3 separate regions of the Mus musculus genome follow, and all the other regions are linked to region 3. The links are chromatin loops, found by intact Hi-C in ENCODE. Cell type or tissue: heart. All regions are shown on one strand.

The links. Hi-C counts contacts between places; a loop is a spot of excess contacts. Peaks named below come from ENCODE experiments on the same cell type or tissue, not always from the same donor. Only the 100,000 strongest peaks of a DNase experiment are listed, where the experiment ranks them.
Region 1: a loop joins it to region 3, with 2.8 times the contacts of the local background. A loop is called at or near these places in 3 of 42 quality-filtered maps.
Region 2: it touches region 3 in a loop (4-fold over the local background); 8 of 42 quality-filtered maps call a loop at or near these places.

The regions. Positions count from the first base shown.
Region 1 is chr4:55,513,813-55,516,312 of GRCm38, forward strand. No RefSeq gene overlaps it. Among named protein-coding and RNA genes, the nearest start is that of Klf4, 17 kb to the right of the region's middle. In heart, no CTCF peak of the experiment used is centred here; a DNase peak (open chromatin) is centred at 1,199; H3K4me3 peaks cover 1,123 bases; H3K27ac peaks cover 652 bases; H3K27me3 peaks cover 706 bases.
Region 2 is chr4:55,529,222-55,531,721 of GRCm38, forward strand. Klf4 (Kruppel-like factor 4 (gut)) reads right to left here. Exons shown (of 5, transcript NM_010637.3): 2 at 2,409-2,500; 3 at 778-1,762; 4 at 497-661. Among named protein-coding and RNA genes, the nearest start is that of Klf4, 2.0 kb to the right of the region's middle. In heart, CTCF peaks have their summits at 1,209 (motif pointing left) and 2,224; DNase peaks (open chromatin) are centred at 1,190, 1,840 and 2,140; H3K4me3 peaks cover 2,198 bases; H3K27ac peaks cover 2,039 bases.
Region 3 is chr4:56,112,842-56,115,341 of GRCm38, forward strand. No RefSeq gene overlaps it. Among named protein-coding and RNA genes, the nearest start is that of Gm12519, 110 kb to the left of the region's middle. In heart, a CTCF peak has its summit at 1,157; DNase peaks (open chromatin) are centred at 610 and 1,130; H3K4me3 peaks cover 452 bases; H3K27ac peaks cover 1,225 bases.

The DNA of each region.
Region 1 (2,500 bases), 600 kb before region 3:
GGTAAGTCTGTGTACACTAACACTTTCTAACACGATCACTTCAGAAAGAATGTGAGATGTGTGTGGGAGAGGTGTTAAGGAGAAATGAGAGCACATGGTCCCAGTAGTCCGAGCTTCCTACATGGGCTGAGATGTGGCTTAGTGGGTACTTTCTTCCCTCTTAAGTGTCTGAGAACACAGTAGCACACGTTGTCTGAGATGACACACACACACTAAATAAGGAAAGAAATGGGGAAAATTAAGTTGTACTCTGACCTTATTACAGGAGCTGCAGCATATAAGCCACCGCCCCAACTCCACTTAAAAACCTAGTTTTCTGCATTGCAAGCTGCCTGAGTGAGCAAACATGACTGCCACAGGCAAAGATCTATAGACCGCTGAGCATCTGCTATGTGTTGTCAAAAAAGGACCCTGGATCTGCTGGTTGACTGTGTGAGGAGTAAAGTCTCTCTTTGCACCTGTTTTGTGTGTGTGTGTGTGTGTGTGTGTGTGTGTGTGTGTGTGTGTGTGTGTGTGTAGTACTGTTGCTCTTGGGCCCTGACAGCTGATGTCACAGCTAGGGGCTTTGCATTTCTTACTTGGGAAGCAGATAAGATCATTACTATTTTGCAACGAGGAAATGAAGTTCAGAGAGAAGACAGTTGAGTTTACAGCCACAGGTGACAGTATCCCACCTGGGCAGTCGGATTTCTTCTCTGTGGGAAGGTAAATGAGGGGGGTTGTAGCTCTGCTGTCCAAGACCTACGTAGCATGCACAAAATCCTGTCTTTAATCCTTGGTACCAAAACGATAAGAAACAAACCCAGAACCCTGTCCTCGTCTGCAGCCCACCCACTCCTTCTCTGAAATGATCGTACGACCTCCCAGTATTCATCCGCCAAGAAGAGGCCTGGGAATCAAGTTTCAGGAGCCCCAAACCAAGTACTGATGAGAGTCAAAATGAGAAATCCCGTACAAGAGTCAGTCTAGGGCTTGGGTCTAGGCTCTCCCTCCTGCGGCCGCGTTACTGCAAGAGGACCGGCGGGAGGCGCTGCAGACCGCGCCGCACCCGCCTCCAGCTCAAGCCCTCAGGCCTCCCGGGCACCGGGGCCGCCCAAGAGCGTCGCGGACTCTGGGCGATCGGCTCTTCCGCCAGCCACACCCTACGATCTTCCATTCCACCTCCTCTTGGAGAGGAACAGGGACGCTAAGGAGTTCTTCCGGGCGTGGCAGGGGACCTGGAATACGTTGGTGCGCTCCGGCAGAGCGAGAACTGCCCTCAGCGGGGACTCCAGGCGGAGCCCGATGCTCACTGGGTCGCGCATGCGCCGCTTTCCAGTCCAGTCCCAAGTCTCCTCCGCCAGCTGTAGCGGAGCGGCTCGCACCGCATCCCACCCCACAGGGAACCCTATTTCCGACTTTGAATCCCAAAGTGGATAGGCTGGTTCTGGGCTTGCATTGCAGCCAGCAGAAGCCCAGGCAACTGACACTCCAGTCTCCGGGGTGGGGACCCTGGTCGTCTCTGCTGATTCCCCCAAAGCTAATTGCCTCAGGAGAAGCACGTAGACCATCCAGGTGCTGGGCAGAGAGGAAAGGTGTTTCTGAGAGTTAGCTTATAATAATACATCAGCATGCACGTTGGATTTCCATTTTCGCTTTTTCATAGCTTTCCAATCCCCAAGGACTCTGTAGAAATTCAGGTGTGTGATTGTTATGTGTGTGCCACAGATAGCGATGGAAGAACTGCCCAGAACTTGTTGACATTCATTAAAATACAAGCTAACATCCTCACACGTTTTAGACCTACAGTATTAGGAACAACTCATCATGGCAAAGTTACTCGCCCAACATCTGTTCATTCCAATGGGAGGGTTTCTTTCCTGCCAAGAATTTTATGAATTTTATATAGGAGCTTGGTCCTGTTTGGGGAAGGTAGAGAAAGCCTGCCAAAGCGGCCTGGAAGAACTAAGGGATGATTCGCTTGTGACTTTGAAAAGGCTCTTGACGCTGGGAAAGTCGCCCTTCGGAAGAACACAGAAAAACAAAATCCCAAACAAGTGGCACGTGACCAGAAACAGCAGAGCAAGGTCAAGGCCCAGAGTCTGGCCGACCCACACGATTCTGTTCTAGCTTTGTTCAGAGAGGGTCTAATCCTTTGTGGAGAGAGGGAGGGTATTATGGGCCTGAAACCCAAACAACTCCTATCTGGGGATGCTGCAAGCTCCTTTCATTTCACACAGACCAGATAGGAGTAATCGTTCATCACCCAAACTCCTGTTAATCTCTGCATCTCCAATCCATTGTCTTCTCAATTGGAGTCTGCTGACTGGAAAGTTTATCTCCCGAAACCCATCATCAGGGGTGCTTGGAAGCCATCAGAGGGAAAAGGGCATCCAGTGAGTTAGCCCTTGAAACATTAATGATTACCTCTGGACTCAATGCGGGTTTGTTTATCCAAGCAGATTTCCAATAGGCTTCTCCTTAGCCATTGAAAGAACTATCTACTGTAGAGTAGGTCTGA
Region 2 (2,500 bases), 580 kb before region 3:
TGTCACCCTACCCAGCTTGCAGGGACAGTTTTACACCAGAATCCCTGCAATGGGAACCATTAAATTCTTCAAACGTAAATACGATCTAATTATTCTAAAGACCAGAATAGAGTCAAGGGTAGGTAGATCTAAGAGGAGGAGGAGACAACAATGAAAATAATCTAGAAAATTTAAAACTTTTCTTTTAAAGATACCGCCACAGTTTTGCATTGCAAAGTATAACTTCTTGATTACCAGGCTAGGAGGGGCAGGCACACACAGGAAACTCCCTATCTTTTAAAGGCCCAATGAGAAACTGCACATTCAGGCAGCAGATAGCATCCATCAAGCAAAAGGCTTCTGGGCAAAACCATAGGCGCCTGTTTGCTGCCCTCCTCTGTGATCCAGGAGATGGAGAAGAGATACACCCCAGCACCCAAGAAAGCCCTAAGGAGCCCACAGCCAGCCTACGGAGCAGACAGGCACCAACCCTCCTCCACAGTGCTGGTTCCCTTACCTGTGTGAGTTCGCAGGTGTGCCTTGAGATGAGAACTCTTGGTATAGGTTTTGCCACAGCCTGCATAGTCACAAGTGTGGGTGGCTGTTCTTTTCCGGGGCCACGACCTTCTTCCCCTCTTTGGCTTGGGCTCCTCTGGCAGGCAGGAACCCGGTGGCATGAGCTCTGGGAGGGGGGGGGGTAAAGAAAGTGGGGTCAACTTCAATCTGGATAGTCTCAAGATCCCCAGAAACAAAGCTCCCAGCGCCATCTCTACCAGCCAGTCCCTTCCCCCCACTAACCTTGATAATGGAGAGAGGGGACTTGTGACTGCATCTGGTCTGGCAGGAAAGGAGGGTAGTTGGGCCCCGGATGGGGATGGAATCCTGGGGGAAGAGGCAGGCCAGGGTGACAGTCCCTGCTGTTCAGCAGTTCCTCGGGACTCAGTGTAGGGGTAGTCCTGGTGGGGAGCTGCCGCCCCAGGGGGAAGTCGTGTGTGTTGGGCCGGTGGCCGTTGCTGAGCTGGGGTCCAGCGCTCAAATGGGCCTCTAGGGACCGGCTGACCGTGCAGGACGGGACCGCCTCTTGCTTAATCTTGGGGCACATGCGCGGCGGGCCACCGCTGTAGGGCGCCACTACCACGGGGTGGCTGCCGTCTGGGCTTCCTTTGCTAACACTGATGACCGAAGGGCTGCTGTACTCGCTGCCAGGGGTGGTCAGAGACGCCTTCAGCACAAACTTGCCCATCAGCCCGCCACCTGGCGGCTGAGGCTGCTGTGGCGGAATGTATACTGGGTCCAACTCCGGCCGCAGGAGCTCAGCCACGAAGCCGCCCGAGGGGCTCACGTCATTGATGTCCGCCAGGTTGAAGGGGGCCGTGGGAGGTGGCGCAGATTCTCGGCTGTAGAGGAGCCCTCCACCTGTGTTGCTGGCAGCCACGCCCGGGTCACCCCCGGCCCGGATCGGATAGCTGAAGCTGCAGGTGGAGGGCGCGCTGGCAGGGCCGCTGCTCGCCGGGGAAGACGAGGATGAAGCTGACGCCGAGGTGGTCACGGTGGCGGCCACCGATTCCTGGTGGGTTAGCGAGTTGGAAAGGATAAAGTCTAGGTCCAGGAGGTCGTTGAACTCCTCGGTCTCCCTCCGGGCTAGGAGGGCCGGGTTGTTACTGCTGCAAGCTGCACCAGCTCCGCCACTCTCCAGGTCTGTGGCCACCGTCGCCGCCAGGTCGTAGGGGCGGCCGGGAAGTGGGGGAAGTCGCTTCATGTGAGAGAGTTCCTCACGCCAACGCTGCAAGAACAGGGAGGGAGAGAGAAACTGTTAATTGTAGCACCCTGTTGCCACCCCTAATATTGACTTGTTGGGTGAAGCACACCAACACCCTGCTATAGGAACTGGACAGAACAGGAAGGCAGCCTCGGGGACTCCAGGGGCCACACTGCAATCTCAGCTAACACCAAGGTAAGAGGTGGCGCGTTCGTTCTCCTGCAAGCTAGTGCCGTCGCTCCACCAGCCCAGTCCTCTTCCCCGCCAGATCCGCGGGACGCTCCAGCCGCCCACGGAATTGGGACACTGGGACACGGTGGCTTTCTCCCCATGCACCATAGCCACCGGGTCGCCCACGCGCTACGATCACTCCGGCCCAAAGGGTCTCGAGACTTGTCCACCTAAAATATAGTGGACTGAGTGCGCCCACCCCACGGTCCGGACGCCCGAAGACTAGTGGGGAACCGCTGTGCGCCCCTGGCGGTACCGCAGTGCCGGGACCACACGCACTTAAGGCCGACTCAAGGGCCGAGGAGCCACCTCGGAAGGCTGTAGAGTTCCAATGGAGGGCAATCCTTGTCCTAACCAAGGACTCTTGGTGACCCCCGGATTCCGCCCATACACCCCACCCCATCTGCAGAAATCTACAGGGCACTAGCGCGACACTCACGTTAGTCGGGGCACCTGCTGGACGCAGTGTCTTCTCCCTTCCCGCCGGGCCGGACGCGAACGTGGAGAAGGACGGGAGCAGAGCGTCGCTGA
Region 3 (2,500 bases):
CTTCAACGTACATTTCTTTATCCTTAGCAGCTAATACACTATCTACATTTTTAAATGCACAAGAGTATATTTATTTATTTTTCTAATTTTTCAGTCTGTTGGATGACAACCAGATGAGTGTTGAATAAGTGGAGAAGATACAGAGAGTTTATAGACGTCATCCATCCTGCTTTAGAATGCTCAGGGTGGCTTTGGAACTCAGAAGAAAGGAGAGAAAGTATGCATGTTTTATCCTATTGGTTCTCTGCCATGAGTTTCAGGATGAATCTTTTAGTTACCAATTGCTATTTTATAAATGAAAACACTTTAGGTCAAGGTCATGCTTTCAGTTAACAGAAGAACTGACATTCCAATGTAAACCTCTCAGATGTGCGCCAACGCTCTTTCCGCTCCTCCCAAGGCTAAGCTGCCTCCTTACTGATGAAGGCAACAGCAACAGCACCTCATCTTCTCGTCCAAGGCACTTCACAGCCAGCACCTCCTTGGTGCTGGCATGGCAGTTGTCTCATGGGGGATGCGTTGAGCCCTCTGCTTTGTGACAGAGCCAGCTGCAGAAAGCACAGCCAACAGCTTCCAATCAAAGGAAATCCTGCAAAAACAGCTTCAGCGATCTCCTGGGGACTCTCCCCTTCACAGACCCTGGCAATAAATAACACGCAAAAGCCATCTGCCCATTGCCAAGGTGGACTTCAAATGGGGTGGGGCAACAGTATTAGAACCTTCCACTTGGCATGTGCACTGTCAGCCCATTCCAGAAATTAGTTCACAGGGAGTAGATGAAGGGAATGCCCACTTCCCCAGCAGCTGACTCGTGGGAACTCTGAGCTTGAATTAGCAGGAGGAAAATGCAGCTTGCTAGCCTTCAAAGACCATTTTCCCAGCTAAGCCTTAGACGGCTGCTTTGACATGTGTTCAGAACTACTCCCAAACAAGCACAAACACAGCAGACTCCACTGATCAGGGCTGCAGAGCTGAAGGATGGAATCTCAAGCATGATCTGTGAGAACAGAAAGTCCCAGCACAGGCTCCACGCAAGCTACTTTAAGCTCCAGCCCTGCATCCTGTAGCCAAGGATGGGTGGCCCCGGAGCAGGAAACTCTTGGCAGCCTGCACTGCGTGCTTTGCCTGCTGACAAGAGCACACCCTGGCCTTGGTTATTGCCCTTATAAAACAGCTCGAGGAGAATGCAAGCCAAACGTTTTCAATGTGCCTGGAAGAAGAATGTTAACTATGATTGCGCAGTCGAACAGTACAGTACTGCAACAACACGCAGCGTTGCTCAGGGGAGGGGCCAGGAGATGTGGCTCAGGCTTCCTGTGGCTTCCCTGCCCTTCTCCTTCCTGCCCTCAACAGCAAAGCTTCCCCACCGCTGCCCTGACAAGGCCCTCACAGAAGAAACCAAGCATTGGGGATTTTTATGGCTGTAATTAAGAGTCAGAATCCTTTCCAGCTAGAAGCTAATAATCTCATTTGCGTTATTTTAATTTTTTATTTTAAAAAGTCTCTTTATTCTAATTAATTCACAAACAAAAACATCATGGAGCTGGTTTAAGGAAGTCAGTAAAACATTTGCTATATCCAAACTTTATACATCCAAATGAACCAATGCTAAAGCTATGGAGATTTTTTGGGGGGAGGGGGCTACACATTCGCTATTAACTACACATTCTGTTCATATTTGCAACTGTTTTTTCACTATTTGACAATGAGATCGTTTGTGATAAAAGAGAAGCAAAAATTAAAGGCTGTAGAGGTCTTCATGAAGGATGTTGCCTATTAACATTCACCCTGTAGAAGAAACCTGGTGTGGTGTATGCAGATTTCTCCACATTCATGGTCTGTTTCTACTAGGCTTTGTGGAGTATTTCCCCATATTTTAACAAATCTCTAAATTGGGGAATTGCCACCCACAAGCTGAAGAGAAACAAGTACCACAGGATATTCCTACCAGAACATATAACCCAGTCAGCCTGCTCCTCACTCAGGAGCCAGAACATGTTTATTGTACTAAAATCTCACTCAGATCACACACACACACACACACACACACACACACACACATCATCATCATCATCATCATCATCATCATCATCATCTCAGTTTTAGTTCTGGGTTATTTTTTCTAATAATTTTAATGAGATTTAAAGAGGGTAATAAAAGCATGTGTTTGTCCCTCTAAAAGAGAACAAAACATCATCTTGCCTTACTTCATGATGAAGTATCACAAGGGTTTCAACCAAAGGAAAAGGACAGGTGACATCACTGTTTCTTGTTTCTCTGAAAATTTGGACCATAAAATAGAATAAATTAAGAACTATGGGAACGGGCTGGAGAGATGGCTCAGAGGTTAAGAGCACTACTGAATGCTCTTCCAGAGGTCCTGAGTTCAATTCCCAGCAACCACATGGTGGCTCACAACCATCTGCAATGGGATCCGATGCCTTCTTCTAGTGTGTCTAAAGACAGCTACAGTATACTCACATACATTAAGTAAATAAAT